2 separate regions of the Mus musculus genome follow, and region 1 is linked to region 2. A link is a loop called in an ENCODE intact Hi-C map of the cell type or tissue named here. Cell type or tissue: left cerebral cortex. All regions are shown on one strand. Each heading gives the region's core, and the rest is flanking DNA. Links, peaks and the distances in the headings are about the cores only. Region 1 holds the start of Tlcd3b (TLC domain containing 3B). Region 2 holds the start of Cdiptos (CDIP transferase, opposite strand).

Region 1 (16,190 bases), core at 2,608-10,607, 150 kb before region 2:
ACTCTGGAATTCACATCACGAGGCTCAAATTCCAGCTGTAAGAACAGACCTGTTGGCACACATAAGAGATCTGGAATTTACTGAATAGCAAGTTCAAGGCCAGTCTGAAACACTTGAAACTTTGTCTCAAAAGAATAAAATGGGAGGTTCAATTCCCAGCAGCAACATACTGTTACAACCACTTGTGAGGGCATCCCAAGGGTCTGTGTTATCATGCCTGGCTCATACTGTTATCTATCTATCTATCTATCTATCTATCTATCTATCTATCTATCTATCTATCTATCTATCTATCATCTGTTAATGTTATAGGAGGACAGAGTCTCACTCTGTAGCCGATTGACCCGGACTCACTATGTCTTAAACAATAACCTGAAAGTTATGACAATCCTCTTCCCTTAACCTTCCCTGAACTGGGGCTATAACCGATTCTGTCTGATTGGCTGGCAGACCATGTATGACTCAGATCCTGAGTGTCACGGTGCTGTCCTGTGTATTTCTAATGGGCAGCACTGACCCTGTGAAAATACATTGTTTTTATTGGCATGTGCTCACTGTAGGCAACGATGGATTCCAAGGAGATCTTCACACCAGTTATCCTGACCTTTGACTACATCCACCCTCTGCTACGAGTCCCCTTCTCCCCTCCCCCTCCCTCTCTGTCTACTTTTTAGAATTTATTCTTCATTATTATGGAGTGGAGCTCTCGGGCTGCAGGGGCATCAGAGGCAACCTTGTGGAGTCGCTTCTTTTCATCTATTTTACACGGGTTCTGAGGACCAGACGAGGTCACTAGGCTCTCACAGCAAGAACAGTTTACCCACTGAGCCACCTTACAGGCCTTTGTGTTTCTGAAACAAGTTCTCACCATGTAGCCTAGGCTAGCGCGAACCTCTCAGTCCTCCCGTCTCCATCTTCTGACAGTTCCAGATTACAGTGGTGAACCACCACACTCGGTGAAAAACTTTTTTGTTTTGTTTTGTTTTTTTTTTTTTTTTCATTTAAAGACCTATTTAAAAATGTGTTTGACGCACTCACACATACACACAAATGGAACTACAGTATTTATATGTATTATTAAAAATTTCCTTATAGGCAGTGATTTGGAGAAAGTAACGAAAGCTTCCTTAGGGATGTAGTTATGAAAAAAAGTTGATTGCAATAAGCCCAGATTTTCCTAAGTGGGTCGTTACCCACTGGTAGGTTGCGAAATCACCCGAACTACATTTGGCAGGGGATGTAGGAAAAATCCCAGGACACTGCATGGAAGGGACAGTCAGTACTGGGAGAAAGTTAACTGGGCTGGGGGTAATTCAGTGGTGGATCCAGCACACGGGCACTACGTCATAAACGTATTTCTGTGGCTCCCTGAAATTGTAGTGAGCTATTATTGTGTTGCCATCTTTTCTATCTCAGACAAAGCTGTGTAGCTGTGGACCTGGCTGGTGACAGGACCCAGGCAATGAAAGCATACAGAAGGTTCCAGTGACAATCGGATCTTACCCTTCCCAGCTCCTGGCCACACACTTCAGGGTAAGCTACATGTCCAAAGAAAACAGCTGTCGTAGGGCATGGAGACGCCTGTCATGGTCTCAATCACCAGGAGTAAACAATAATAAAAACAGCAAACCATCAAAACTCTTTTCAGTTCCTATAGGGTTTTGTCTTCTACATCTGCATAACATAACAACCAACAAATGTAACTCACCTTTAACCCCAGCACTTGGGAGGCAGAGGTGGATCTCTGAGAGTTCCAGGCCAGCCAGAGCTACATAGTGAGATCCAGACTCAAAAAATCAAAACCACAAAGAAAATGCTTAGACACATCTAATCCTCCACGCAGGTAAGCATGGGTGCGCATCCCGAGCTTCAGAATGCTCTCTGGGTCACGTTTTTGTTCCTTTCCTGAAGCCACACGCTCTACTGGGCTTTACTCCCAATTATTTGCTTGGATTTATGGTGATGAAGCCACGTTGCAGGCTGGTCATTGGCCTACCCTCCCACGGCCATTGGTTTGGTTTGGTTTGGTTTGTGGTTTTTTGAAGTAGGGTTTCTGTGTAGCACAGGCTAGCCCAGACTTTGTGATCTGTTGCTTCAGTTCTCAAGTTCTGCAGCTCCGGGCAGGTGCTGAGGAGAGAACACGGGGCCTTATGAATGCTAGGACAGGCTCTACCACTGAGCCACAGTCCCAGCCTCACCCCTGAAATGTAGCTGTCCATCGAATCAATGAATTCTGGGTGGTCCGTTCTACCTAAAGGCACCAGAATGTCTTTCCACAAGAATACAAACAAATGATTGGACATGTGTCATGTGTCAGGAGATTGGCCAATGGGAGGCTGAGAGTCCGGCCTGTCCAAGCCCCTATGGAGGGAGCAGTTTTAACACCTTCCTTCTATGGTAGAACGGAAGCCACTTAAAGGATGCAAAATGGCAGGCTCCATCTTCTTCCTCTGCTCCTGGAACTCCGACTCTCTCTCTCCTTTGAGTGGATGGGAGGAGAGGCTTTTCCGAGCAAAAAATAATATATAAGAGTGTGTATTCTGCCGGGCATGGTGTCGCACGCCTTTAATCCCAGCACTCGGGAGGCAGAGGCAGGCGATTTTCTGAGTTCGAGGCCAGCCTGGAATACAGAGTGAGTTCCAGGACAGCCAGGGTGATACAGAAAAACCCTGTCGGGGGGGGGGGGGGTGGAGTATGCATTCCGGGGTTTCTGCTTTCTTTTTTATTTTTATGGGATAATAGTCTTTTACAATTCCTTTTAATGTTGTTTTAAAATTTCAAGTATTTTGACAATTTGAACACCCCCTCCCTTCATCTTTTGCAAGTTTGGTTGCTGAGGAGAAACATCAACCTCTCCCCTGCCCTCCCACCTTTGTCCCAGAGAGGTGAGGCCTGTGACAAGTCTAAGAGACGACACAGAACTGGGTGTGTATCTGCAGGGACTGTGGTCAGGTGGAGTAGCAACGAACATACATCAGGAGTGTGACAGGAGAGAGGAATTTGGTCTCGGAGCTTTGCTCTTCTCTCTTCTCTCTCTCTTCTCTTCTCTTCTCTTCTCTTCTCTTCTCTTCTCTTCTCTTCTCTTCTCTTCTCTTCTCTTCTCTTCTCTTCTCCCCTCCCCTCCCCTCCCCTCTCCTTCCCTCCCCTCTCCTCCCTCCTCCTCCTCTCCTCCCCTCCCTCCTCCTCCTCTTCTTCTTCTTTTTCTCTTTCTCTCTCTCTCTCTGTCTCTGTCCTCCTCCCCCACCCCGTGTCTATTTCTGTCTCCCCTCTCTCTCTCTGTCTTAAAGATTGAACCCAGGGCCTCCTAACCCCTGAGCTCCAGCTCAGATTTATTAGCCAGTTGTGGTGGTGTACACCTTTGATCCCATATGTAGGAGTCAGAGGCAGGCAGATCTCTGTAATTTCAAGGCCAGCCTGGTTCACAAAACAAATTACAAATTTCAGGAGAGCCAGGCTTCACAGAGACCCTGTCTCCAAAAAAAAAAAAAAAAAAAAGTTATTTTATTTGAGTGTTTTGCTGGTAAGTACATGCAATACCCAAAGAAGCCAGAAGAGGACGCCAGATCCCTTGGAACTGGAGTTACAGATGGTTGTGAGCCACTATATGGGTGCTGGGAATCAAACCCAGACCCTCTGCAAGAGCCCTCAGTACTCTTGATCACTGAGCAATCTTTCCAGCCTTCTCTTTTGTTAATTTTAAGACAGGGTCTTGCTATATAGACCATGATGGTCTCCAACTTGTGACCTTTCTTCCTCAGCCTCCAGAGTTCTGGGATTGCTGTTCTGTGCCACCATAAAACACTAAAATATTATGTTTTGGAAATATGGACCAGCTCCAGGGGCTATAGGGAAAACTGAAATAATCTGACCTGGGTCTAAAACAAAGTGATAGGGTGTGTGGCTATACATCTGCAACCCCAGCCTCGAGGAGGTAGACGTGGGACACAAGGAGTTCAAGAGCAGCTTGGGTCATGTAGACATTTCAGGGTTAGCCTGAGGTACATAAAACCCTAACTCAAAGGAAACAACACACAAATGGTATGTCCGCTTATCTCGGATAAACGTGAAAGTAAATCAGTTAGGCATGGCACACAGGTCTGCACCCTTAGACCTTAGGTAGCTGAGATGGATGGTCAGGAGTTCAAAGCCAGCCTGGCAGACACATGGCAAGACCTTGTCTTAGACCAAACAAAAAGTACACCAAGGATCCAAGAGAGATTAGACCGCAGGCATGCCTGGTGACTTACAGTGACTATGAGGAGTGGGGCTCGTGGGCCTTTGTGTCTTTGCAGTGACTGGGGTGCGGGTGGGGGTCTGAAGAGCACTGTTTTCATGGCCCTCTTTCTCTTCTGCAGACAGGCATGGCCCTGCTCTTCCTGCTGGGGTGTGTCTTCTTCCCACTGTGCTTTGTGGTATTACGCTGGGGGCTGCAGAATCGAACCAGCTTACGGATGGAGAGGCAAGAGGCTGTCTTGGTGGCATCCAAGTAAGATGGGAAGGTGGGGCCAGAGCTGGTGGTGAGTCTAAAGAGCAGCTGGAGTGGACTCAGGATGCAGGACAGTGTGGGTGGGGCCCTGGTAGCTGAGTCTTTTGCAAAGGTGAAGTCACTGAAGTTCAGGTCCCTCATTTGGAAATGGGGACATGTGAGAATCATGTGTCTAAGGGCTGTGGACACCCTTAGGAGGTGCATGGCGATCCCTGGGGAAGCAGAAGGGGTTTGGCTCCAGCCAGGCATCACAGAGAGAGCATGTGAATCCAAGCCAGGGCCTGTAAGCCAGGCAGGCGCTCTCCCACCCAGCTGCATCTCAGGCTTTCCCCAGAGATAGAGCTTTACTTTATGATCCAACCTGGCCTTGGGCAGGGATGTTTGTGCTGACAATTGAACCTTTATTTACTTTTTTAGATTTTTTTTTTTTTTTTGGTTTTTTGAGACAGGGTTTCTCTGTGCAGTCCTAGCTGTCCTGGAACTCACTCTGTACACCAGGCTGGCCTTGAACTCAGAAATCCACCTGCCTCTGCCTCCCAAGTGCTGGGATTAAAGGCGTGTGCCACCACTGCCCGGCTTAGAATTCTTAACATTTATTCGGAGGGGGTGCACATGGCGCGGCTCACATGTGGAGGTCAGAGGACACTTGTGGATGGTTCTCTTCCACGTGTTCAAGGGATTGAACTCAGATTGGCAACAGGCGCCTTTAACGTGCTGAGTCCTCCCACTGGCCTGAAAGTGGTTTTTTGGTTGTTGTTGTTGTTATTTGGTTTAGTTTTTGGTTTTTGGTTTTTTGAGACAGGGTTTTTCTGTAACCCTGGCTGTCCTGGAACTCACTTTGTAGACCAGGCTGGCCTTGAACTCAGAAATCCGCCTGCCTCTGCCTCCCAAGTGCTGGGATTAAAGGTGTGCTCCACCACGCCCGGCTAAGTGGTTGCTTTTTAACCGACAACTCAGACGAGAATTTAAGGAGATACTATCTTCTGCTGGCAACATCATACTGGGGAAAAAATGTATTTGTGGGAGAGGTTGGGCCCTCGGGCTGTTACTATAAAGGTGAACAATGCCGGGGTGGAGCTGGGACTGGGGTGTGCAGAAAGCAGTGCTTCAGGGTTGTTTTTGTTTTTGTTTTTCTTTCTTTTCAATGCTGGGTATGGAGCCCCGAGCCCCTGATGTGCTAGGTAGCTCCTGAGCCCTCAAAGGCAGAATTTACCGAGGAGACTCTGTAAATCCCCAGAAAAGAAAAACGAAAATCAAAAGCACAAACCCGAAACCTGTCTTGTTCTGCTGCAGCCTGTGCTATCCACAGTCAGCTCTGGATCCCCTGACCACGTCTGTGTTCACAGACACGTTCTGATCCATGTCACCGCCCCAGCTTAGAGCCTTGGTGCTTTTGTTCCTTGCTGTTTTGTTTTTGTGTGTGTTATTTTTTGTTTTGTTTTTTAGGTAGGGTCTCTCTCTGTAGCCCAGGTTACATCTTCTAACTTTTGAAAGGTTTTGTATTTTGTTTTATCCCGTTACTCTTAGTGAGCCTCCTGCCTCAGCCTTCTGAGTGCTGGAATTTCAGGCCTGTCCCTTCATCTAGTAGCTCAAGCTAGGCTAAGTGCATCTATTTTTTGACAGGGTCTCCTATGTATTCCTGACTAGCCTGGGATTTTTGCCGGGATTTTGCTGTATAGACCTGGTTGTCCTGGAAGCCCCAGGGCTCTGCCTCCTCTGTCTCCTGTGCACCCCAGGGCTCTGCCTCCTCTGCCTCCTGTCACCACTGTCTTTGGATTTTCCTGAAGTGAAGCAAACATAAGCTTGAAATCCTACTTTACTAATAATGAACATAGCTATGTTATCTTGACACTTTAATAAACCCTCTAAGCCTTGGTTTCTCCTTCCTCAACCCCTAGAAGACTTAAGAAGCATTGACATAAACCATGCTCAGTCTGTAGTAAGACCTGGGAAAGTGGACCTCTTCCCCTGTGGTTTCCAGGTCTACGAAGGTCTCTAATAGTAGCCCCAACTCCTGCGGGTGTCAAGACTTCCCTCAGCCACTCCCACAGACTGCCACTAGAGGGCAGCACAAAATAGCGAATTGGCCCCTTCCTCTAGGGCGCAGAGGGAGTAGGCTGTGGGCTGGAAAGGTCAGTTGTCAGTAGATAAGTAGGCTCATCTCAGGGTCAGTGAGAAACTCAAGCTACAGTGAGGTGTCAGTCCCCATGATATACAAGTCTGAAGGACAGATGGGTTTGGGAAAGGCCAGGCTCTAAGAGGCCATGTGAGAGTGAGCATTAGTAGTTGTGTGCTAGGCCTAAATTACCCTGGCCAAAGCACGGGGCTGCTCTTCCCCTTGGATTAAAGGAGGAAGTTGAGTCAGCCAGCCACCAGGCTCTTCTGTGTAAGCAGGACTGTTCTGAGGAGTGGCCGAGGACAGGGAACCAAGGCAACAAGGAAAAGGGGACTCCAGGAGGCCATTGGCCTGAGGGAGGGGCCCCGGCTTCCATAACTCCACTGGGTTTTCCAGGCAGCAAGCACCCTCTGCTCTTCAAGCCCACCTTCTAACCCTCTCTCCCAGGCGAGCACTTCCTCTGTCGCCCAAGCTGGCTACCAGGAGTGATCCTCCTGCTCCTGGAGTGCCACCAGGTCTACATGACTGCTTCCTGTCTCCCAGTGCCCTGGTGCTAGCCATCAAAGCCATGCTGGAGGGCTCTGACAGCCAGCCATCTCTTCCCACTTAGCTCTGTTCCTGTCACATCTTAACTTTCTGATCTTGGGGAACCTTGGCTCCCACCTCAGGGCTATCCCCTGACCTCTGAAGAGCATAGGAGCATAGATTTCCCCCTGGGCTGTCACAATAGTGAGCCACACTCCTGAGGGAGTGACTCGTTGTGGTGCGAGTCGGAGTGCAAGCGAGGTGACTGATGTAGTTTCCACTCCCTCTGACTGGAGAGGCGGACGGGCGGGGTGGAGGGGGCTGTGGGTCTGAAGGACACCGTGAAATGGCTTGTTCCTATCTGTGCCTTCAGGGAACACACCATCTACTCAGGCTGCTTTCTTCAGGAAATCTTCTTGGCTGGAGTGAGCACCCCTAAGCTGAGATCCCTGCAGGCCACTGAGGGACACCCATTTATGTTTATAAGCACCAGCAGAAGGAAATGCCAGACATTTTTAAAGTGCTGACAGGAAAGGCGGCTCAGTACTCCTGCTAGGTGGAGGTGTCCGGGGGGGGGGGGGGGTTTAAGAGAAGAGCCATCCTTTCCCTAAGCCCTTGTCCCCAGCAGCCCCCTGCACTGCAGCTCCTGTCTCTTTAAGGGCCTCCCCCTCCCTCTTTCCTTGTCCCCCCCCATCTCTGTCGCAGCCGCTGCTGTGGCTCAGAGCTGCATGGGAGACAACGCTGCTGCAGGTCCGGTTTCTTGGTGTCTGGTCGGTGCCATCATTTCCCTCCCCCTCTCCCACCCTCCCCAAGCTGGTGGCTTCCCCTCCCCCTCCCCCTCCTCACAGAGGGGGCAGGGGGCTGGGCACCAACTCTATAATGCCATGTGCGGTGTCTGCACAGGGCAGCGGGGCTCTAGCGGCAGCAGCAGGAGGAGGTGGTAGCCTGTGGTGGCGGGAGAGCGGTGTTGACTGGTGACCGCTTGCCCAGCTGCGCCTCCGCTCCGCTCCGCTCCGTCCTTTCCTCCCTCCCTTTTTTCAGGGCTGGCACCACCGTCCCCCACCCCGCCTCCTTGGGCCCTCCCAGCCTCTCCACGTAAGCCCCCCCCCCACCTGCCGCGGTTCTCCCTCCCCTCCCCCACTGCATCTTCCTCCTCCTGTCCCCTCTCCCTCTTGGTCCTCTCATCAAGTCCTCCCTTGGTAGTCTCTCCCCATCCTCTCACCAGCGCTCTGTCGTCCCCCCCCCCCCCCCGCCACCTAGCTAGCCCTTTCTTTCTGTGTCCCCAATCTCATTGAAGTCCCTTTCTCCCTTGCCCTGAACTGGTCCTCTTGTCCCATCCTGTCCCCGCCCTGGCCCCTTTGTGCCTCCCCCTCCCTCTTTCTCTCTCCCTTTCTGGCTTGGCAATCCCTTCTTCACCTCCAACTCCCTCCCTCAATTTGGCCTTCCTGTCCCTTCTGGACCCTCTGGTCTCCCTGCCCGGGTTCAAGTCACCATGCTTACCCCAATGGTGGCTGGGGGGGTGGTGTTCCCCGGACTCTTCCTCCTATCCAAGAACACGCTCCAGAGGCTGCCCCAGCTGCGCTGGGAGGAGGCCGACGCAGTCATTGTCTCCGCCAGGTAAATGGCATGCCTTCCCCGAGAGTTCAGCCCCTCTCTCTCCAACAGGCTTCATGGGGAAGGGACCCCAGCACGCCCCTGGGCTCAGTAGTGGTGGGTAGGTTACATCCAAGCTTCCTTCCCTCCTTGGACCTCATTGAAACCCAGCCATCTGGACTACTATTGAGCTTGAGCTTGCTTCCCTTAGCACCTTCCTATCCTCCCTCTAAAGCAGGGCAGCATGTGACTAAACAGTCCCACAAGACACCCAGGAGCAAGCCAAGGGGCAAGACTGTGTTTTTCAGGGCTAGTGTTTGGGGGTCAAGGTGTAGAAAAGTAGACAGTGAAACTTGTATATCTCTAGAATAGGGCCGCCAGGAAGAGGGCCATGGTAAGAATCAGGAAAATAGTGGGAAAGTGTGTGTGTGGGGGGGGGGGGGGCTGGGGTCACTGGGGCCAGTGACTCTAAGTATGAGCCTCATGGTGTCTGGGTGCAGGGACAACTGGGACTCCCTTAGCCCTCATGGGTCCCTTCCCTCCCTCCCCAGGGAGAGAGAGCTCACTGTTAGGCACTGGCTCACCTCAGGACGCCTCCCTGGTGTCCTGGGAAGAAGATGATTCCACTGGCACAAACTAGGAATGAAGAAGGCTGGGAGAGGCGGGAACTGAGGATGGAAGCTAAGCGCAGCTTGGCTGAAAGTGATGGTGGGAAAGCCTGGCTTAGGTGGAGGCTGATGTGGAATCCTGAGGGGTAGGGTTTCCACAACACAGAGACGGGAGACGCACACCTGATTGTCACTCCTTCCTCTGTCTTCCTAGGTTGGTGTCCTCTGTCCAAGCCATCATGGCCTCCACAGCTGGCTACATAGTCTCCACTTCCTGCAAGCACATCATAGATGACCAGTGAGTGCCTCAGGACCACCCCGCCCAGGTCCCAGCGGTCTGTATGTGGGACCTGGGATCCCCCAGATCTGTAGTGGTCCCTAAACTCGGGATCAAGAAAGTTCATGTGATTGCTGCAACTCAATACCAAGGATAAATTTATCCTGTCCTGTCTTAAAGGTCAGGAGCAAGGAAGCAGGGGTAGGAGATCAAAGGAAATCCTCAGAGCAGTTCCTGGTCAGCTTCCTGGCTCTTGTCTTAGGTTCTGAACGCCAGCCATGTCTTCTCCAACTCTTGCATCGCTCCTACTCTGTTCCTATCCAGCCCCTTACTGTCTCCTCACCATGTCGGCTCACCCCTCCACTCCTTCTGGAATCCATGACGAGCCTCAGCACGGGTCCAGGGCAGAAGAGAAAGGGATGACACAGCAAGGCCACAGAGGGTCAGGCCGTGGGGGTTGGGGGTGAAGAGGCCAAAAATTGGCACTAGCAGCTACTGCAGTATTTGGTGCTGCCAAAAAGGCCCAGGCCTGAGCAGTGGCTCCGAGGAGGGTGAAGGGGACACGGGCCCTGTCCGTGGTGCTGATCTGCACTTTTTTTTTTCCCCTGCTCACCGTGGGCAAATTTGCTGTGAGCCCAGGATGCCCTTCCTCAACTCATGACTTCTGGCTCTAATGCCCTTCTGTAGTGTCCTTTGGGCCTCAGGGGACATCATCTGGGTGACCCTGGTCTCCATCCACCTTCTGGTGTATGTTTGTCTCTTCTTTTCCTATGGGAGAATTCTCTCCTCCTAGGACTTATAGTGAGATCACACTCCTCCCCAGAACAGCTCTGCAGGGAGGAGCTGAGTGTGTTAAGTGCCTAGAACAATTCTTGGCTCCATCGTATTGAGGCTCACCTCTTAGGATCCTTTGCCATGTGACTTCCCCTTGCTCTCTCCCAACCACTTCCCCAGCTAAAGGGTCCCAGAGAAGCTTGGTGCCGGACACCTCCTTCTCACCTATTCTTAGCTAGAGGTCACCTTTTGGCTCTTGCATTCCCAACCTCAAGTCCGTTCTTGGCCTTGTTCCACCTTTAATCCTTAGGTAGGTGGGAGGATCAGGGTTAATCCAGGGGCAACAGCTGTCCTTCCTTCTGAGCACCTAACTGCTGAGAGAGCAGGCATGGAATCTAACCCCTCACTTGTCAACCAAGGGCTGAGTCCCTTCTAGTTCTTCACATCCCAGAGTCCTATGGCTTCCATCCCTCAACGCATCCCTAGGCACGCTCTGAGCCTTCCCTGAGCACGGTTGGGTCCTGTCTGTATTTCTGCTGTCTCTAGCTAGCTGCTTCTTCCCTGCCACCTGACTCTGGCTCCTGGTCACATCCCTCTACAACACTGCAGTATGGGTCCCTTTGAGAGAGGGCTGTCCCCTGCTCCAGGTCAGCCCACCTGAGTAAGCCACTGCTGGCTCTGTTCTCACCACACCCTCTCACCAGCATTCACTTGGTGTATGGTGGCTAGCTGGATAGCTCTTTGCTCTGTTCCCTCTGGGCCTTTCTGTCTCCCATCCCCACCCCAGGCCTGACTGAGGATTCCTGGACTTGAGAAAGCTTCTGTGCTGACTCAAGAGAAAAAAAAAAAAAGCGCAGAGTTGCGTATCTGTGTGCTTCCCGTATTTGTTTACTCCAAAGTCTGTAGAACTCTCTCTGTTCTTGGCATCTTTGCTCGGCAGTTTCTCTTTACTGCTGGCCATACCTGAACTAACAATAGACTTGCCACCTTGGAGCAAAGGCAGGCTGCACTGACAGCCCCTCTGGTGCCCTGGGGACCGGCTCCAACTCTCTGACCTTCTCGAGACAGTGGGGCCGAGCAAGGACTCCTGTGGTTATCTCTTGGCTACAGTACTTAACCTCTCCATAACACAGGGTTTCGTGAGAGGTGAACAAGCTGCTGCTGGGTAAATATTTAAGTGCCAGCGTAGTGCCTGGTATGTGAGAGCCGCTATGTCATCTGGTGCTGGGCCACAGGGTGGCTATAGGAGTTGGGCCTTCCTCATTGGTTCCTAACTGGGGATGTCTTTGTATCTTGCCTCCGCTCATTTCTGTCCTTACCCTCGATCTGCAGTGTTCTGGTCTCCTCTCCTCATGATACTGCAGAGGAAAAGGGTGGATGAAGGAGAGAGACAGAGACACTGGGAGAAAGACAGACACCCTGGGGATTGTGAGGTCCATCTGAGAGACCGTCTGACCTTGGACGGTTTCTCATATACCATCCCTCAGTTCTGGCATCTGAAACTCAAAACTCAGAGTTATTATGAGAGCCCTTATGGACCTGACTCGCCCCCATTGAGCATCCTGCCCTGGGGGTTGCTGAGACCCTGCCCACCCGCTTCTCTCTCCCCTCCCTGCAGGCACTGGCTGTCCTCGGCCTATACACAGTTTGCAGTTCCCTACTTCATCTATGACATCTATGCCATGTTCCTCTGCCACTGGCACAAGCACCAGGTTAAAGGGCACGGAGGGGAAGACGGGACGCCCAGAGCCCTGGGCAGCACCTGGGCTGTGGTACGCGGCTACCTGCACAAGGAGTTCCTCATGGTGCTCCACCACGCGGCCATGGTACTGGTGTGCTTCCCACTCTCAGTGGTGAGTCCTTCCTTCTGGAGCCAGGAGACTTGGGTGGGGGATGAAAAGCCCCAGCACGCCAGCACAGCAGAGTGGGCGTCCCTGGTGGCAGGACTTGGGGTGGGGCTTCTGGTGCAGCATTCCTCCCAGAGTCTTTAAGAGGTAGAAGTCAGAGTGGGCACCTTAGAGCATTGGCTACCTGTATGTGAGACCCATCCTTCCTCTGTAAGGCATGCTTTCTTAGTCCTCAGGGTTGTAGGCAGGAGAAAAGAGTGTACTGAGTGTCTATAATCCAGGACTAAGTGTCTGTCTGGGCCGAGGATATAGTTCAGCTGATAGAGTGTTTCTTTAGCATGTGTGAAACCTGGGTTTAATTTCTAGCACTTTGTAAAGCCAGCACATTTATAATCCTAGCACTTGAGAGTGTAAGCAAGAAGATATGAAGTTTAAAGTTATCCTTTGTTACATAGTGGGTTTGAGGCCAGTATGGGGGACATGAGACTCTCGTCCAAAGGAGGAAAAAAACAAAAAAACAAAAAACCACACATTTTAAATCTTAGCACTCAGGAGGCAGAAGCAGGTGGATCTCTGAGTTTGAGGCTAGCTTGGTCTACAGAGTGAGTTCTAGGACAGCCAAGGCTACACAGAGAAACCCTGACACAGGAGAAAGAAAACAAACAAACAATCAAACAAAAAGGAATATTGGGGGGTGGGAGGAATAGGGCTATGGAGATGTCTTAGTCAGTGGTTGCTATGCAAACACAAGAACCAGAGTCTTGAAAAGCTAGTGTGTGCTTAAATCCCAGGTCTGGGGTAGTGAAAACAGACCCGTCCCTGGGCTTGGTGGCCAGCCAGTGCAGCCAGATGAGTGAGTTACAGGTTCAGTGGAAGATGAGTCTTCAAAAAAATAAAATCGAGAGCAATTGAGGAAACTGACTTCTGGCCTTCATATGCATGTACACGCACGAGCGCGTGCGCGTGCACGCACACACACACACACACACACACACGCACACGTGCACAGAGAGATGGGAGGGGCACAAGCGAGAGAGCACAGAGAATCTCTGTGGGGAGAGATACAGGTAGGCGCGGCTCCTCAGGCTTTTTGCCTTTTCCCCTAGGTGTGGCGACAAGGCAAGGGAGATTTCTTTCTAGGCTGCATGTTGATGGCCGAGGTCAGCACTCCTTTCGTCTGCCTGGGCAAGATCCTCATTCAGGTGAGAGTGAAATCTGAGGGGCATGTGGGGGTGGACACTGGCCGGGGACTTTGAGGGATTCCTTAAAGACCCTGCAGCCTTTCTGCGTGGTGGTGTGTTCCTTTAACACTAGCACTGGGGAGGCTGAGGCAGGAAGATCGTGAGCTTGAGACTAGCCTGAGCTACATAGTGAAACTCTGTCTTAAAAAAAGCAAGAATAAGAACAAGAACATTGGTCCCGTGCAGGGGGCGGCTGTGGGGAGGAGCCAGAGGCAGAGGGGTGGGTGGGGAGGGAACCCGGCTCTCCGGACCCTACCTCCTTGCTCTCGTCCACAGTACAAGCAGCAGCACACGTTGCTGCACAAGGTGAACGGAGCCCTGATGCTACTCAGCTTCCTGTGCTGCCGGGTGCTGCTCTTCCCCTACCTGTACTGGGCCTACGGGCGCCACGCTGGCCTGCCCCTGCTCTCAGTGCCCATGGCCATCCCGGCCCACGTCAACCTGGGCGCCGCACTGCTCCTCGCACCCCAGCTCTACTGGTTCTTCCTCATTTGCCGCGGGGCCTGCCGCCTCTTCCGACCCCGAGGCTCCCCACCACCCTCTCCTTGTCAGACCCAGGACTGAGGCTAGGCCCTGGAAACCCTCCCCCCCCTCCAGCCCCTGTGGAGACAGTGCATTGGGGTAATCAGTGTGTGAGTTGGGGGGGGGGGGACGAGAGCCAGAAGTCCCTTTCCTTGACAGCCCCAAGACAGATGGACTTAGAATAAGGAGAAGCTATATTCCCTCGGGAGCTGAGGTCAGATTGGCAGGCAGGAAGAGAGGGGACCGGGGTAACGAACCCCTTCTTGCCTCTGTGTTAACAAAATGAAAGGGGAAGGGAGGAGATGGGGCTCACTTGGACCAAGGAGTCAAGGGACATAAGGGTGGCCCCGCTGCCAAGGACATCCTAGCCCTGCTGCTGCAAATCCTTCTCTGCTCCCCATCACCCGGGAGAGAGAAGACATCCTAACTCCCCCCACCTGGGCCCTGACAGGGCAGTTACCCCCACAGCCCCTTCCTGTGGAGACCAGTCCGAGGAACCATTTTATTTATTCACCCATATCAAACTAATTTGTTGGGGTGAGGGGAGGAAGGCAGTTGCTCCCCTACAACCTTTCCAGCGCTGAGCAGCCCTGGGGACAGGCGCCAGGCCAGTCCCTTCTGTCAGGGGCACATTTAGCCCTCGGCCCCGGCTTGTCCCTGGTGCTACAGGCCAATCGCGGCTTCCTCCAGTCTGGGGGCCACAGACCCCGGGAGGTGCTTTTACAGACCGCTAATAAAGACGATCTTCCTGAACGCCAGCAAGACCCTTTGGTCCAGTTTTGGGGGCTGGGAAGTGGGGAGGAAGAAGGAGGGGTCACTACATAACTACTGAGGAGGAAGGGGGAAAGTGTGTGTGTGTGTGTGTGTGTGTGTGTGTGTGTGTGTATGTGTGTGTGTGTGTGTGCGCGCGCCTGCAGCCTGGGAGGAATGGGGTGTGTGAATGGCCACTTCGAAGTCAGGGAGAAGGAGGAGGTGGGGGATGGGTGGCTACATAGAGGGCTACTGCAGTCTAGGAGGAAGGAGGCACCACCTTTATTTCTCAACAGAAGGCAGGGTAGATGTGTGTGGCTCACAGCTGGGTCCAGGGCTCCGTCTCTGGCTCACCTGCTCACCTCAGCTGGCTCTGGCTGGATATCTCATTAGGCCCCTTTCTGGAAGTTCCTGAGGAGTATGGAGATCAGATGAGGAGGGACACATAGGAGACTTGGGTCCTCTGGAAGGGGTAGGGCGAGGACACAGAGACACAACTCACACATGCAAGCAGAACTGGAAAAGCAGGAAGAAGAAGGCCACCACTAATGTCCCCACCAGGATGTTCTGGAAGAGCCCAGGACTGGAATCTGCCAGACAATGAACAACAGCGTCCTTCCAGACCCCGCCAGGAGGAAGACCCCTCTATCAAGCTGATTCATACCTGTCTTAACGAACGTTATAGGCTTCTCTCCAATAAACCGGGCCACAGCAAGAAGGCTAGCTCGGTCTGAGTCTGGATAATCAAAGAAAAGCCTGTTTACAACTTGCTGGGGTCTGGCTCCTGAAACCGAGGGCCGGGTTCCATCTCTTCTGGGGGCTAAAAACCAAAGCAGAGTCTGTGACAAGAGCCCAAGGGCCATCATGCCCACCAATGAGGCCAGGCAAACCCAGAGCTCTGATTGTTTTGTCCCAGGGCTGGCTGAGCTCCCATCAGAAGCCCACCATGTCTGAGATGGGGGGGAAAGGTTTGGACTGAAGGTTTGGGCTATAGAGCAACACTTTGTCTCAAGACAAAGTAAAATGAGACAAAAGGGAGGAAGAAGGAAAAAAGAGAAAAGGAAGAAAGAAGGGGAAAGGAAGGGGGGGGTGGGGAAACTAAGGCCTGGGGCTGGGCCATCCTCCTCCCTCCTGCCCACAATGAAGTTTACTCCCTTTCTCTAGCCTCCCTTATTCCTACTATTCCTGAACTCAGTTCCCCACCTGTTTCTATGGTCCCCAGCTCAGCCATCAACATCCACACCCCTACGGCTACCCACAGCCACAGCTTCATAACCCCCCACGACTATGAATGAGTAGGATTCTATGATGTCACAGCCCAGAGCCATTCCGCTAGCCCGACTATGAGGTGCTTCTAGCTCCTGATGCAGAAGAGCCCCCATTGAGCCCCAAGGATGACACTGACCATAACAGCAACAGTGGTGAGGGGTCTTGGGGTGTAGGCCAGGGGT
Region 2 (16,190 bases), core at 4,608-12,607:
TGACCCTGGCGAGATCACCAATGGCCATCGGACTGCCTCAGATGCTGGTTTCCCTGTGGGCTCCCACGTCCAGTATCGCTGTCTGCCAGGGTACAGCCTGGAAGGAGCAGCTGTGCTCACCTGCTACAGCCGGGACACAGGCACACCCAAGTGGAGTGATCGGGTCCCCAAATGCGCCTGTAAGTTTGGGGACACCCCGGGAAGGGAGGACCGGGGAACCCAGACTAGGCCTGCTCAGTATCTAAGCGGGCATGTGGCTTGGTGTGCTCCCTGCAGTAAAGTACGAGCCGTGCCTGAACCCCGGTGTTCCTGAGAATGGTTACCAAACTCTGTACAAGCATCACTACCAAGCGGGCGAGTCGCTACGCTTCTTCTGCTACGAGGGCTTTGAGCTCATCGGCGAGGTCACCATCACATGTGTACCCGGTCACCCCTCCCAGTGGACCAGCCAGCCCCCACTCTGCAAAGGTGCCTGGGCAGACAGGGCAGGAGGGGCATAGCGGTATACGGGGAGTGACAGGGCTAGAAAAGTTGGGTAGAGAATTCGAGAACAATGGCTGACCCTGCTGAGTGCCTGTCCTGTGGGCTCTTATCCTTATAGGCATGGCTGGAAAACCTGGGGAGATCTGAGGTCCCACAATTATCAAGGAATGTAGTGAGGGCCTTGGTTTAGAGGCCCCTGCTCTCTCTACAAAGGGAGAGTTTTGCTGTCAGTGAGAAATTCTGAAGCTGCCTGGCTCAGACTGTCCAGGGACCTTGAAGCTTTAGTGGTCTGAAGGGAGAGGACAGGCCTTGACCCATCAGTCCTCACGGCCTCCACACACTCAGGGAGAGACGAGTTCAGATTGAACAGAGGGCAGAGAACCAGGCTGTGCAGCCCAGCCTCGCCCCACCGGGCTCTGGCCCTCTCCTCAGTCTCCTTCCCTCCCTGGCTCAGACCCCGTCCCCCTCCCCCTCCTCTCCCTGCAGTGGCCTATGAGGAGCTCCTGGACAACCGAAAACTGGAAGGTCAGTGAGGGTGCAGGTGGAGACCAGGCCTGGCCAGGTTGGGAGGGCAAGATCAAGGCTGGGGGTAGGAGGCCAGGCCCCGGAGGGGTGAAGCCAAGGGTTCAGGCCCCAGGGCAGGAGGCTGGGAGAGCCCAGGAATGGGGATGGCCTTCATTCATTTGCTATCTTCCTCCCTCCCCAGTGACCCAGACTACAGACCCATCACGGCAGCTGGAGGGTGGTAATCTCGCTTTGGCCATCCTGTTGCCCCTGGGCTTGGTCATTGTCCTTGGCATTGGCGTTTACATATACTACACTAAGTAAGTGCCCTACTCTTGACTGCTGGCCAGGGCAGGTGGCTTACCTGGCGTGGGAGTAGGTATGGGAGTTCAAAGACGCACACATGATAAGACCGATCTCCCCTACCTTTTCCAGGCTACAAGGAAAATCCCTCTTTGGCTTCTCGGGTTCTCACTCTTACAGTCCCATTACGGTGGAGTCAGACTTCAGCAACCCACTGTATGAAGCTGGGGTGAGTCTCTCCCCTCCCCTTGGTATGTCCCATCTGTCAGTTTACCCTTAGACCTTCATAATTGTCTTCCAAAGTCCCTGTGATCTTTTGGGGGGGTGGGGGATTTCAAACTTGGTTGCCCACAAAAGCTATGACAATAACAAAGCAAGCTCTGTGTAAACAATAGGGAATAATAGGGACTGTAGCAACCTAGGGAACCAGAGCCTGTCTACAGGACCCAGCTCCAATCCATAGTGGGTGCTTAGGCTCAACCTCCAGATCTTCCAACTGTCCAAGACATTTCAGAAATTCATATCTCTGTCATCTTTTTGTTGTTGTTGTTGTTGTTGTTTTTGTTTTGTTTGTTGTTGTTGTTGCTTTTTTTTTTGAGACAGGGTTTCTCTGTATAGCCCTGGCTGTCCTGGAACTCACTTTGTAGACCAGGCTGGCCTTGAACTCAGAAATCTGCCTGCCTCTGCCTACCAAGTGCAGGGATTTTAGGCGTGCACCACCACGCCCGGCTCTTTGTCATCTTAAGATACTCTAGTATAGGGCTGGAGAGATGATTCAGTGGTTAAGAGCACTGACTGCTCTTCCAGAGGTCCTGAGTTCAATGCTCTTTTCTGGAGTGTCTGAAGATATCTAGCATTTATATATATATATGCTAGATTATATCCAGGAAGCTTGCTTGCTTTGTTTTTTTTTGTTGTTGTTTGTTGGTTTGTTTTTAAGACAAGGTCTCACTATATATTGTTTTGTTTGTTTGTTTGAAACGGGGTTTCACTATGCATTGTTTGTTTGTGTGTGTTTTGAGACAGGGTTTCTCTGTGTAGCCCTGCTGCACTGGAACTTACTCTGTAGACCAGGCTGGCCTGGGACTCTCAGTGATACGCCTGCCTCTGCCTCCTGCATGTTGGGGTTTAAAGTGTGCACTACCACACCTGTTTGAGAATCTTTACTAAAAACAATTACTAAAAAACAATTTCTAAAAATTTTAAAATTGTTTTATGTGTATGGGTATTTGCCTGACTATATGTCAGTACACCATCTGCCCTCAGATGCCAGATGGGGGCATCAGATCCCCTGGAACAGGAGTTAGAGATGGTTGTGAGCTGCCTTGTGAGTGCTGGGAATGTAACTGAAGTCCTCTGGAAAAGCAGCCAGGACTGCTAAGCTCTGTCCAGATCCTCTATATTAATTTAAATACAAAGGTCTTGCTGGATGTAGTAGCTCACAATTTTAATTCCAGCACTTCAGAGGCAGAGGCAAAAGCAGAGACAGGAAGATCTCTAAGTTTGAGGCCAGCCTGGTCTGCCTAGGGAGTTCCAGGACAGACAGGGCTACATAGAGACACCATGTCCCAAAATAATATGAAGATCTATTGGAGAGTGTGTGTGGTACTAGAGACTGAACTTAGTGCCTTATGTAAAGTCAAACAACAATTTCAATGTCTCATTCTCTTTTGTATTTTGAGACAAGAGTCTCTCTATAGCTCTGGCAGGTCTGGAACTCTATTTAAATCAGGCTGGCCTCAAATTCACAGACCCACCTGCCTCTGCCTCCAAGTGCTGGGATTAGAGGTGTGTGTATAATCATGCCTGGCTCTCTAGTCCTCTTTAAGACAAGGTTTAAATTTTCTAGTCTAGCCTTGAGCTACTCTTATACCCCCCAGGCCAGCTTTGAATTGTGAGCTTCCTGCCTCTACCTCCCTGGTAGTTGGGATTACAGGTTGGCACCACCAGACTTAGGACTGATATGTCTTCCCGCTTCTTGTGGATGCTTCTTCACCCCCAACTGACTCTAGTTTATCTCCTCAGGATACGAGGGAGTATGAAGTTTCCATCTGAGCCTCAAGTCTACAAGTCTGCAGGACCCAGGACCTCTGGTTCTCTCCTTGTTCTGGGCAGTGAGGAGCATAGGACCTGGTCTCTGGCTCTCCTCCCCCCTGCTGTGTAAATAGTCTCCCCATCCCATGAGGGGGCTTTGATGGCCCTGGAGACCCTACAGTAAATAAACCAGCATCGTGCCGCCCAAAGCCGCCTCTGCTTAGTTGCCAAACAAGGGGTCTTCCACCCCCTATTCTACTGATTTCTGGACCCAGGGAAGGGAACTCAGCCCCTTACAACTCTTGGGGCTCCTCCAGGCCAGGGCCCTACACAAGAACTGTCCCCCAGCTCTGCTATCCCCATGGCCATGAAGGCTCCCTACCCCCAGATGCCTGACTGCTGCTGGGCCTTGGAGGGTGAGAAGGATGAAGGGAGAGGTGGGCCTGAACCCATCCCTTCCCTGTGTCTCCCTGCCCACTCTCTCCACCTTTATTTGCTTCTGAGTTCTTGTTTTTGAGCAATAAACAGAAAGTCACCACTTGTAACTGAGCTGGTGAGTCTGGAAAAATGGGTCTCAAAGTGTTGGGGCCGGTGGTGGGGAGCCCTCTGGAGAGTGGGTTTGGAGCAATGGAAGCTCTTTGGAGAGAAATGGAAATCCAATTTGGGACAATGTCCCAGGTGTTGGCCTGGAGTCCAAAAGTCTGTACTCAGTATGATGGTGCATACCTTTAGTCCTAGCTCTTGGGAGGTAAAATCAGGCAAATTTTGAGGGCAGCCTGGTCCTACACAGCGAGTTCCAGAACATCAAGGACCACAGAGTGACCCTGTCTCACAACAAAAAACTTGGCTTGAGGCTCCACCCCTGTAGAGGGCTAGCTGGCACAACCAACCTCTCCACAAGTTCTTGTTAGGTTCCTCCAGCTAGAAGAGCCAAACCCTTTCACAGACCCAGGGAGCACTGAGCCTTCCATTCGTCTCACGAGCGGTTTCCCTTTTGAAAATGTTTGCAAATTTTTGTGCATTGTGTCCTCTCTCCTGCTGTCCTCTCTCCTGCTGATTCTCTGTGGCTTATTTATCACCTCTCTTAGTGCTCTAGCCCAGGAAGCAGGGTTCCACTCCGTAGCTTTGGCTGTCCTGGAACTTGCTCTATAGACCACACACACCACTTGCCTTGAACTCATGGAGATCTGCCTGCCTCTGCCTCTCAAGAGGTGGGATTAAAGGTGTGCATCAGCATGCTATTCTCCAGGCTGGCCTGGAATTTGAACTCCTGCCCAGCCTCTTAAGTGCTGAGAATATAGGTGTATGCCACCATGCCTAGCTTCCTGCCATGTCAATCATACTGCTGTTACGTGTCTACCAAGAATGCCCCTCCCCCATAATATTCGATCTATATTATAAGCAGATCAGAGCCTCCTTTTGGAACTGAGAATTGAACGCAGGATGACATGTATAAGTAGGTTGTGTGGCTTAGAATCCCGCCCACTGTCTAGCCTATTTAGTTTTTTAAATCAAATGAGCTGAATTTTACTAACTTGAAATCATGTACTCCACCTGCATGTCTACAGGATGTTTGAAACGATGCTTAAATATTTAAAAGGGGGTGAATTTTAGGGGGACTCGTTCAAAATGGCCTTGATTACAGCTTAAGTAAATTTGAGACAGCTTTTGTATTGAATACTTTTGTTTTTGAGATGGGGCCTTATGTGTCCAGGTTGGTCTTGAACCCCAGATCCTCCTGGGATCCAGCAGGAGCCTGTTGAGTGGGTAGGATTCTAGTTGTTTTGTTTCTGTTTTTGTTTTGTCTTCTGTTTTTGAGACAGGACATCACTGTGTAGTCCACACTGGCTTGATACTATGAATTGGAAGCAATCTTCCTGCCTCTGCCTACTGAGTGCTGAGATTATTCAGAATTAAGAGGGATAACCCACCTTCCGTTGTTTTTTTAATCCTTGTAAGGAACTTGGGAACCTGGGATAATTTATTACTTACAGTTTTGGGGTTGTTTGTTTGGGTTTTTTGAGACAGGGTTTCTCTGTGTAGCTCTAGCTGTCCTAGAACTCATTCTATAGACCAAGTTGACCTTGAACTCACAGAGATCTACCTGCTTCTGCCTCCCTAGTGCTGAGATCAAGGGTGTGCGCGCCACCACTGCCCGGCTACTCTGTGTTCAGTTAAGGAAAGTAAGGCTGAAAGAGGTGAATGGACTTCCTCAGAGGAACAAACGAGGAGCCACAAGGGCCGCAAATACAAACCCCTCAGGGCTTCCTGCATCACCTTCTGTCTGGTAACAGGTCAACACGCTCTCTTAACCATGCGACCCCACAAGCTCAGAGGGAGAAGCAGAGGCCCAGGGTCCTGAGAACCCAAGGCAAAGGCTCTCCTGACCATCAAGAGTGGCCTCCTGGATGCAAGGGCTAGTTAAATGGTACCAGGCAGTGGGTTTGGCTCTAGCAGGTGTCTGACAACTGGATTTTAGAGAAATGCTGACATGCACTGTCTCCCTGTAGAAGAAAGGCATCCCCTGCCAGGAGCTCCTCCAGAACACTGCCACCATCTCGGGGAAGGGAGGATCCTGGTTCTTTATTAAAACCTTTTCTTCTCAGTAGCATTTGCCCACGGAGGGTGGAGGGCCCCGCGACAGTTCCAGAAGATTTTCTTGGTTTCAAAGGTGGCATTGCTTATGACCAGGAGTTCCTCCCAAGATGAGAGGCTTAGCCAGTTGCAAAAGAGAGGCCTTGAGGTTTTCACTGAGGGACATAGTGGGGGAAGGCAAGAAGCTGAGAGAGCAGTACTAGGGAGGGCCGAGCTCATCCTCCAGTTGTCAGGCTGTTGGGGAGTGGTCCCTGGAAGAAAAGAAGAGCTGGTGACTCTCTACACTTAGGGCTCCTGTCATTTCCTTCCATCTTTCGCCTGGCCATCCAAGCCACACACCACCCTTGAGCATAGACCCCATGCTCCACCTATCCACATAACCCATTTCTCCATGCACACAGCCACCTACACCCTCCTTTCCCAGCCTTCAACTCTGTCCACCTCCCTCATCACCCACTCGTTACTCATCCATCTTCCCTCCCAATCATCTCTCATCTCCCACTTACACTTGAGAGCTGGGGCTTTACTTTGCTCAGAGCTGCACTCCAGGACAGTGCATACAGCAAGTGATTAGCACATGCTGAGCTAACATATCCACTCATCATGTTCCCATCTGCCAACTACTCCTTCAGTTCACTCATCCCTTCCTATCTAATGTTTGTTTGCTTTTTATTTTAAATATTTATTTACTTGTCTACCTATAGGGTAGTATATAGATAGCTCTAGCTGAGTTAAAACTCCCTCTGTAAACCAGGCTGGCCTGGAACTCACAGAGGTCAACCTGTCTCTACCTCCTGAAGCTGAAATTAAAGGCATGTACTGCCACATCACGCTTTTTGTATATTTTTAAATTTATGTGTATTGGTGTTATAGGTCTGTGTACCACTTGTGTGCCTGGGGCCTGTGGAGACCAGAAGAGGGTATCTGATGCCCCTGGAACTGGAGTTATGGATTGACCATTGTGAGCCATTACCTGTGGGTGCTAGGAATCGAATCTGGGTCCTCAGGAAAACCAACAAATGCTCTAAACTGCTGAGCCATATCTCTCCAGCCTCTTTTATTATGTATATATACTTTCTAAATTTCTGTTTGAGACAGGGTTTCTCTGTGTAGCCTTGGCTGTCCTGGAACTCACTCTCCAGATCAAGTTGACCTCAAACTTGTACACCCAGCTCTGTCTCCAGAATGCTGAGCTTAAAGGCATATGCCACCATGCCTGGCAGGTCCTAGAGCATACCAGCTACTCACAACCTCCCTGACTAACATACCTCTGTACCTTGGCCCATACAATCCCTACTGCTTAGAATACTTAGAGCTGTTTCCCTAGAAAATTTTTTTCTTTAGGTGTTTCCTTCTTCAGGAAGCTCTATGATGCCTTTCCTTCCTAGCCCAGATGAGGATGGGGTAAAAATAGTCTTATTGTTTTCTCTTCTTAGGTAGGCACCATTCCATATTGTGTTGTCACTGACCATTAATTTGTCCTGGTCTCATTCTAAACTGAATTCTGCTGGACATGGTGGTGAGCACCTTTAATCCTAGTACTGGGGAGGCAGAGGCAGGTTTATCTTTGTGATGTCAAGGCCAGGCTGGTCTACATGGCAAATTCCAGGGCAACCATGCTACATAGGGAGACACTACCTCAAACAAACAAAAACAAACAAACAAACAACCCCCTGAATTCTTATAGGGCTGAGTCTCTACCGTGCATTCTGTCCCCCCAATCATCTAACTCCTAACACATGGAACGGCACACAGGGGAAGCTGGAAATGTTGGAATTGAATAACCTCATACAAACCTTTTCACGAGGAGATGGCAGAAGGTGTGCCTTGGTTCGGGTTCGATTTTTGTCAGAGCTGGAGATGACAGAAGACAACAGAATAGGCTGAGAATCAGGAACTGGAGCATCAGGAGGGAATAGAATAGAACTTCATGGTTGAAAACTTCCCCCTACCCTGCTGGGATGCTGTCAACCCTTGCTCTCTCCCCACAGGCTCCTGGGAGAAGGACAGAGCCTCACTCACCGGGTGTCAGTGCCTCGGGTCTTAGTGAAGAACACTGGAATTAGAGGCCCCAGTTAAAGGAACAACTTTCCCCATGTTTAGAAGAGTTGTGGCTAGAGCAGGTAGGGACAAGGGGGTTCCTGGGTAGTGACAATGAATGAGTTAGAAGTTAAGGGGCACTGTGCCTAGGATGGGCAAGGAGGCAGAAGATTCCTGGGGAGAGCAGCTATGGTTGGGAGTGAGTCAGGGACTGGTCTCTAGATGAAGAAGGAGAGCGTTCACCATGTCTAGATATCTGAGTCCCTTGGTCTTTTGTGTTCTTTTCCTTATTGGGCAGAGGACTCAAACGGGAGCGAGCAATAAACAGTGCTTCGTCTGTAAGTTCTGTGCTGATTCGGGTCAGGAATTCTTCAGAGCAGGATAATTTCTGAAAAGGAAGTTAGAATTCAGTCTGCAAATTCCCATTGGTCTGGTGTCTTCCAGGCTGCAGGCTCTGGCTTGGGAAACTGGTATTAGAAGGCCCTAGACCTGGAAAGCTGTCTGTGGGGCCTTAGGGTTAAGGCTCAAGGCTAAGGCTCAAGGCTCATGGCTCAGACAGGGCTCCCTGCCTGGCTCTTCCCATCTCCTTCACTTTTCCATTGTCGTTTACCTGCCCTCCACCTAAGGAGGCGGCAGCTTGAGATGACCTGATGTCCTTTTTGTCCCCACTCCTGGCAGATGTGGATGCCATCCTCCTGGAAACGAAGTTTTTGTTAGACTGAGAAGCCAACCCACACCCCCTCAGATTCCGCCTCACTCCACTCCCGGGGCCCCAGATTTATTTAGTCCATAACTATAGCTCAAACATCCTACTGACTCAGTTCTGTCCTTGAAAAAATTGGTTGTTTTGCCTACTAAGTTGAAGGGAGGGGCTCTCAGAACAACTCCCTTCCCTATTCCCTCCAGAGCCCTTCTTCCTCCTTTTCTGCCAAGGCACTTCCTTAGGCAAGACAGCCAACATGCAGTCCCCGACCCGGCTAATTGGTTGAAATCTTAGGGTACTCGGCAGGAGGGGGGACGGAAAGTTCTAAGGGGACCCTATGATGGGCCTCAGGGGATTGGGAGTCCGGGAAAGAAGGTTGGGAAGAGGGAGAGCCAGGGAAGTGCTGCTCCGGATTGCTATAAAGACCTAAATGTTTACGGAAGTTCTATGGTTCCGTTGCTAGGAGACTAGAGGTTCTAGAACTAAGGACAATGTCCTAGTGTGCCATACTGGCTCTCCTGATTCCTTCTTGGAGGCGGTGACCCCAGAGTTATATCAAGGCATTTAGGAGATGGAAAGGCGTTAGGGTGGAACTTGGGCTCTAATCCTCCCACCACCAGGGCGGCGCTAGAAGCAAGCGGCAGGCATGCTCGGAGCCTCTCTAGCCACCTCTTCCCAGCCTGGGTCCCGGAGAGCGACGAGGATCGCAAGCGTCGCGGGCGGGGAAGCGATGTGGGCTGTACTAAGTCACCCAATCTCTTGGGGAGGCGCAGACTCGGGACGGAGTAATCTCTACGCCTTACGGTTGCCTCCAGGAGTTTACGCCCTCTGTGAAATGCAAAATGCAGATTCCCTCTCAGGTCTCTTCTGCTGCTCCCTTTCCAGTTTCTTCCTTTGCGGCTGGCTCTCGAGTCTCTCCCCTCCCCTGTGCGTTGGTACGAGCCGAAGCCTAGGGGCCCCGGCAGGAAAAGGAAGCAGGCCGGCCTTAAAGGGACCTCAGCCATTATTTATTTAATTAATTTATTTATATTTAAAAGCCGCTCTCTCCTTCTTCCGATGTTCTTAACGTCCCGGACAGAAGAGTAGGCTCCAGAAGCCAGGCGCAGCGGAGCTGCGGAGCCCGCTGCTGGAGACGTCAGCTCCTGCCCATCGGAAGGCCAGGTGTGCGTGAGCTGTGCCCAGGGGTGTCCCGCACCCCGGCGCCCTGCGGGCTCTAACAGCTGGGATTGCCCGGGGGAACTGGGCCCAGGGCTCAGGTGGAGCGGCTGATGCCCGGAGCTGAAAGGTGAGACCACGCTGGTAAGGCTGGTACCAAGACCTTGCCCCTCCAGACCTGGGCCGAGACGACAAGGGGAGCCGCCAAGATGCCAGAGGAAAATATCTTCCTGTTCGTGCCTAACCTTATCGGTGAGTGCTGCCTGCGGCCCCAAAACCAGCGGGGTGGGGGTGGGGAGGGGCGCGAGAAACCCTAAGCTGGCTCCCCAATCACACCCTGTACCTCTCCCATCCCATCCCAAGGTTATGCCCGGATTGTCTTCGCCATCATTTCCTTCTACTTTATGCCCTGCTGCCCCTTCACGGCCTCCTCCTTCTATCTACTCAGCGGACTCCTAGACGCTTTCGATGGACACGCAGCTCGAGCCCTTAATCAAGGTGACAGAACTTTACCACCACCAGCACTAACTGGGGTCCCAACATCCTCTGTCCTTTCCCTGCTTTCTCAGAACCTCGTTGAGAGCTGCCTAGGATATAAGCTTGCTCTTGATGATTGATCTCTGTTTGGGATGGGTGTGGAAGACCTAGACCCTGCATAGCTGTGAGCATGGAATTCCATTCGGGTGTGGCATAATGGCTCATGCTTGTAATGCCAGCACTGATAAGGTAGGTAGATTGCTCCAAGTCAGAAGTCATATTGAGTACCACGTGAGCCAGGACTACACAGTAAAATCCTGCAAAAATAAGTGATTGGGGCTGAAGGCTAAGTTTGTTCTCAGAGGTTAAGACTGCTTACTGCTGCCTGGCGGTGGTGGCGCACGCCTTTAATCCCAGCACTTGGGAGGCAGAGGCAGGCAGATTTCTGAGTTTGAGGCCAGCCTGGTCTACAAAGTGAGTTCCAGGACAGCCAGGGCTATACAGAGAAACCCTGTCTCAAAAACAAACAAACAAAGCAAACAAAACAAACAACAACAACAAAACCGAAAGAATGCTTACTGTTCTTCTAGAGGACCTAGATTTGATTCCCAGAACCAACATGATGGCTTACAACCACCAGTTCCAAGGAATCAATGTCCTCTTCAGGCTATATATATATATGTGTGTGTGTGTGTGTGTGTATATATATATATATACGCTGATAGACACTGAGACCATAGAAGATAAATAAACTTTTAAAAATGTAAGTAAATAACAAAGTTCCATTCAACAGGTGTTTACTAGGTAGTTGCTAGGCACAAACATTCGGGATTCTGGAAGAGAGGTTGGTGCCCGGTGGGAGGAAAGCAGATGATGTTTGGAGCTCTGACTTAATTTTGTAATCGAGTTCCCCAGACCCACTTCTAAAATTGCCTCTGAGACTTTGGGTCTGCTTGCCTTTCTTTGGGGCCTGGTTTTGGGTTAGAGGAGTTGAAGATAGAGTTTCCCCATTCCAATACCTCTTTCTTGCCATAGCCCCATGCCTTCTCATTTCTTGTCCTCATAACCCATGCCCTTCTGGCCTCACCATCTTTCCTTCTCTGGCAGTAGATGGTAGGCACTTTCAAACTCCTTTTATTGTCAGCCTGGAGTGATAGGCCAGAGCGGGTACCTGTCACAGGTCCACTATGCCAAACAGTCCCTTTCCACTTAGTAGTCATCATTTTTCAGGAACCCGGTTTGGGGCCATGCTCGACATGCTGACGGACCGTTGCGCCACCATGTGTCTCTTGGTCAACCTGGCCCTGCTCTACCCACGAGCCACCCTTCTCTTCCAGCTCAGCATGAGCTTGGACGTGGCCAGTCACTGGCTGCATCTGCACAGGTTTGTTTGCTTTGATTGATGCTTGGGGTGCTGGTGAGTGGAAGGCATTACAGTGGGGCGGGGACTGGGATGGCTTCAGGCTTGTGGGTGGTTTCTTTTTCCTCTCTCCTTGAGACAGTAGACCAAGGCTTGCTTAGAATTTAGTATGTGCTCATGTAGGCCTCAAATTCATGACAGTCTTCCTACGTCAGCCTCCTGACTCCTGAAGTTATAGGCATATCCCTGCATGCCGCTGTCCTTAAGCCCCTGGGTAATCCCTGTGTCTCTGAGTGGGCTTGTCATTTTTATAGGTGGTGTGAGCAATTTCTAGCATGGGCCTGGCTGAATAATTTAGGGTTCCAAATGGGGGAAGACGTATGGGTGCTTTGTATAGGGCATTCAGTCCTGGCTCTGCCTCACCTAGGGAACTGTATGATTTTGCACAAGATATAATTTTCAGCTTCACACCAGTTCCTCCGCTCAGTGAACGCTCATGAAGTCCCATGCTTTTCTCCCCAAGTTCTGTGGTGCGAGGCAGTGAGAGTCACAAGATGATCGACCTGTCTGGGAACCCTGTGCTTCGGATCTACTATACCTCTAGGGTAAGCACTTCCTGCCCCTCCTCAACTTGATCTGAAAACAGGAAGTCTGAGGCTGAACCCTGGCCAGGAGAGATGCTATACAGCCATCTGAGCAGGAGTGGTCCATGGAGGATAATTGGTGGGACATCATCATGGCAGCAGTGACAGTGAAGCCCCAAGAGAGAGAGGGCGAAGGGGGTGGGTGGAGTCAGAGAGAGACCAAAGAAATATGCAGTATAGTGCAGTGTGCAGCTGGCTGTGAGGCGCTCTCCTGTCTGGCAGAAGTCCCTGTGGGTTACAGTAGGGACATGGCCCTACGTCTTAGGCAGCCTTATATTGTGTGCAGCCTGCTCTGTTCACCCTGTGTGCTGGAAATGAACTCTTCTACTGCCTCCTGTATCTCTTCAATTTCTCCGAGGGACCACTAGGTAAGAAGTGGGGGTGGGGGTGGGGTTCCGCCCTGCCCTGCCCTGCCCTGCCCTGCCCTGGGGGAGAGAGAGGCCTCCCTCTCACACCCCTCCATCCCCTGCTTTCCATCTTTCTTCCTGCCTCCCTGTAGTCGGCTCTGTGGGCCTTTTCCGGATGGGCCTCTGGGTCACAGCTCCCATCGCGCTGCTCAAGTCCGTCATTAGTGTCATCCACCTCATCACGGCTGCAAGAAACATGGCTGCCCTGGATGCAGCAGACCGCGCCAAGAAGAAATGATCCTCTCCCATCCCCAGCTGTCCACCTGCCCTGGGTATCTACTGTACCACGTGACTCCTCTCCTCCTAAGAGGTCCCAGTGTCATGTCTTTCTCATGTGTTCTCTAACCTGCTGGGATTAGGGGTCACCTTCTGTTTGGTGTTGTCACTATCTCTTTAATCCTGATGATTAGACCCAACCTGTGACCCCAAGGACCTGGCACTGCCAAGCAGGAAGGGTGCTCAGGAGGCCCTGCCCATCCAGCTGGTGCTCCGGGAGGCCTGACTGAAGACTGGGTGTTGCCACACATCCTGCTGCCTCAGTCCTGGGGTCTGGAGTGAGACTTTGGGGACATGTGAGGGCAAAGGAGTCAGACTGATGTCATTGGACCTGGGGTACCAGGCTGGGGAGGGAAGGGGCCAGCTAGATCCTTCCCTGAGGCCAGCTCCTCTCTCCTGTCCTGCTCTGGAAACCTCCACAATAAAGGGGGGCCCCTTCAGTCTTTTTGGATGTGTTTACTTTGAGACACTCTTAGATGATGGCCCAGGGTCCATGGGAGCTGGATTAGAATCCACCTGGATGCTTTCCCAAAGGTGGCTGGCTCCTCCCTGTCGTTCCAGTGATCTCGAGAGGCTTTGTGGCTCCTCAGGTTCACAGGCATTGTCTCTGCCCACCTGCTTTATGTCCCTAGCTGGCCACTTTTGATTGTAACCTTGATATTTTCTACCCTCATGAGAATGTGAGCTTCATGAGAGCAGACTTATGTCTTTCTTGTCTCTGCCTAGAGTGAAAACTAGCCTGGCATGTGGTAGCTGCTTAATAAATATTCATGGGAAGATGGATGGTTTTCTCAGAGCATGGTCCTTAGGCTGAGAGTGTGTAGTGTGTGTGTGTGTGTGTGTGTGTGTGTGTGTGTGTGTGTGTGTGTGTGTCTGTGTCTGTGTCTGTGTCTGTGTCTTGGTCAACCTGACCCTGCTATACCCTGTAGCCACACACACATCCACACACACATGCATGCTTGGACGCACACATGCACACACACCCCGCACACCACACACCTTGCTTCCTGGAACTCCTGGTCCTACTTTGGCCTTTTTCACAGTCTACCACCATACCAACTTAAGGGTTAGTGTACACTGTGTACTGACTTAAGGGTTAGTGTACACTGTATACCAACTGAAAGGTTTTTTTTTTTTTTTTGGACTTTTCATTGCTTTTTAAAAAATGATTTATTATTTTAGTACATTGGTGTTTTGCTTGCATGTCCCTGTAAAAGTATTGGATCCCCTGGAACTAGAGTTATAGACAGTTGAGACCCGCCATGTGGGTGCTGGGAACTATACCGCGTCCTGTGAAAGAACCAAGTGCTTTTAACTACTTAGCCAACTCTAGCCCCAAGGCTTTTTATTTTTATTTATTTTTGAGATGGTATCACCACCCACACTGGCCTTGAGTCCCAAAGTGGTGTGCTTCTGCCTCCTGAGTGCTGGGATATGCCACCATATGAATTTTGGTTTTGGTTTTGGTTTTGGTTTGGTTTGGTTTGGTTTGGTTTTGAGACAGCATTCCTATATTACTCTTTCTAGGCTCAAATGAGCCGACCATGGGACCATGGGGACAGGTCACTACCTTGCACCAGCTTTCTTTTTCTGGGATTAAAGGTGTGCGTCAGCACCAGCTTGCACAAGCTTTCTTTATTCTGGCTTTTGAGACCCGGGCTGTCTCAACCGCTCTAGGGAGCAGAGGATGACCATGAACTGATCTTCCTGCTTCCGGCTCCCTTGTGCTAAGACTACAGTAGGTGCCAGCAAACTCAGCGCTCCTTCATTTTGAAGTGCATTGGGCTGCAGCGCTAGACCCCCATTGTTGGCGTTGTTGGCAGACAGGATTTGTTCCATCCTCATAATGACTTGGCTGTTTCACACAACTTGTGTTTGGGAAAGCTGGCATTCAGGTGCAATGTTGGGCTTTGGGGAGATAGGATCTTACTATATAGCCCAGGCTGGCCTCAAACTCAAGACCTTCCTGCCTCAGATCTTTGAATGCTGGGTGTGTGCCACTGCACCCAGTAGGATGAGGTGCTGATATTTTAAGAAGATAGCTGGTGAGGACAGGGAGGGAAGTTACTGCTCTTGGCAGAACAAACAGCCCACAGAGGCAGGGGTCCAGAGAGCACCCAGGCAATTACGAGAGATTGAAATAGATCTTGATCCATGTGTCTGGAACACTAAGTGCTGGGGTGTAGGAGCTGGTGAAAGCTGAGGTACCAGCAGCCAGCTGGGCAGCCTAAGGAGCTCAGTAGGGCTTTAGACCTCTATTTCCTTATGGCTATCGCTTAAAAGTGCTTCTTTTTTTGGGGGGTGGGGGTGGGTTTCAAGATAGGGTTTCTCTGTGTAGCCCTGGCTATCCTGGAACTCACTTTGTAGACCAGGCTGGCCTCTAATTTAGAAATCTGCCTGCTTCTGCCTCCCGAGTGCTGGGATTAAAGGCGTGTGCTACCACGCCCGGCTAAAAGTGCTTCTTATCAAAGAACATTATCTTATCTCCTGGGCATGTTCCTCTGTCAGATGACTGTCTATTGCTGTGCTTGTCTGGAGGCAAATAATTAGAGGAAGCCAGTTTGGCTCCAAAGTCCATCCTCTTTGCTGTTTCATGTCAGTAAATTTCTAGAACATGAAGTGCCCTCTATTCCTAATGTAACTAGGTCCTGCCATGACCTAAAGATACTGCTGGCAACTCTTCTTCCTCCTGTTTGGGGAGGCATGTGCAGAATACATGTAGGAGGCCTGAGGTATTTGTATGTGACCCACACAAAACTGATCTCATTTCTGATGGCGACCCCCTGCCTGGTCTGTCCCTGTGGAGGTGGGAGGGTGGGTGAGGAGGCCCTAAGGGCTTTTCTGGAAGTAGCCATCACTCCCACCAAATGGATCTTCTGAGCGTTCAAGCCAAGGTGTCCTCTGCTGTCCTTGCTCTCACAGTCCTGACCGACTCTAGGGCCCTGGCTGTGATCATTTATGGTGATACCAGCAGCATCCCTATAAAGGAGTGCAGCTAGCTATGTATGATCTTCACAGGGGGGATGGGGAAGGAGAGAGTGGATGCTTTGGAGAATGTTGCACCTGAGGGAGGGCCTGAAGCCTGAAAGGGTAACCCTGCATGAGAGGCATGTGCACAGAAGGGCCTCTGTGTCCCTTGAGGTTGAGTTTCAAGTCAGCGTGGGACCTTTGGTCCACCATTTGGTGGTTGGACTCCACTCCTGGAAGAG

The links. Hi-C counts contacts between places; a loop is a spot of excess contacts. Peaks named below come from ENCODE experiments on the same cell type or tissue, not always from the same donor. Only the 100,000 strongest peaks of a DNase experiment are listed, where the experiment ranks them.
Region 1: a loop joins it to region 2, with 3 times the contacts of the local background. A loop is called at or near these places in 17 of 42 quality-filtered maps.

What each region holds. Positions count from the first base shown.
Region 1 is chr7:126,815,469-126,831,658 of GRCm38, forward strand. Tlcd3b (TLC domain containing 3B) reads left to right here and starts at 7,835. Exons shown (of 5, transcript NM_029978.1): 1 at 7,835-8,744; 2 at 9,543-9,626; 3 at 11,998-12,232; 4 at 13,333-13,428; 5 at 13,744-14,751. The coding sequence starts at 8,620. The coding sequence ends at 14,031. It overlaps 4930451I11Rik (RIKEN cDNA 4930451I11 gene), which reads right to left and starts at 16,028. Exons shown (of 4, transcript NM_183131.3): 1 at 15,943-16,028; 2 at 15,404-15,559; 3 at 15,242-15,329; 4 at 15,006-15,150. The coding sequence starts at 16,012. The coding sequence ends at 15,129. In left cerebral cortex, for the core only: CTCF peaks have their summits at 3,558 (motif pointing right) and 6,538 (motif pointing right); DNase peaks (open chromatin) are centred at 6,563, 7,528, 7,881 and 8,110; H3K4me3 peaks cover 2,276 bases; H3K27ac peaks cover 2,365 bases.
Region 2 is chr7:126,966,738-126,982,927 of GRCm38, forward strand. It overlaps Cdiptos (CDIP transferase, opposite strand), which reads right to left and starts at 9,109. Exons shown (of 6, transcript NM_001362232.1): 1 at 9,089-9,109; 2 at 8,570-8,654; 3 at 8,203-8,347; 4 at 7,942-7,975; 5 at 7,716-7,773; 6 at 5,883-6,170. The coding sequence starts at 8,650. The coding sequence ends at 6,135. It overlaps Cdipt (CDP-diacylglycerol--inositol 3-phosphatidyltransferase (phosphatidylinositol synthase)), which reads left to right and starts at 9,721. Exons shown (of 6, transcript NM_026638.4): 1 at 9,721-10,069; 2 at 10,181-10,315; 3 at 11,525-11,678; 4 at 12,178-12,259; 5 at 12,585-12,666; 6 at 12,798-13,762. The coding sequence starts at 10,027. The coding sequence ends at 12,943. It overlaps Sez6l2 (seizure related 6 homolog like 2), which reads left to right. Exons shown (of 18, transcript NM_144926.5): 13 at 1-179; 14 at 277-468; 15 at 970-1,008; 16 at 1,190-1,307; 17 at 1,423-1,519; 18 at 3,316-3,869. The coding sequence ends at 3,345. In left cerebral cortex, for the core only: a CTCF peak has its summit at 9,281; DNase peaks (open chromatin) are centred at 8,917, 9,430 and 10,241; H3K4me3 peaks cover 1,904 bases; H3K27ac peaks cover 2,192 bases.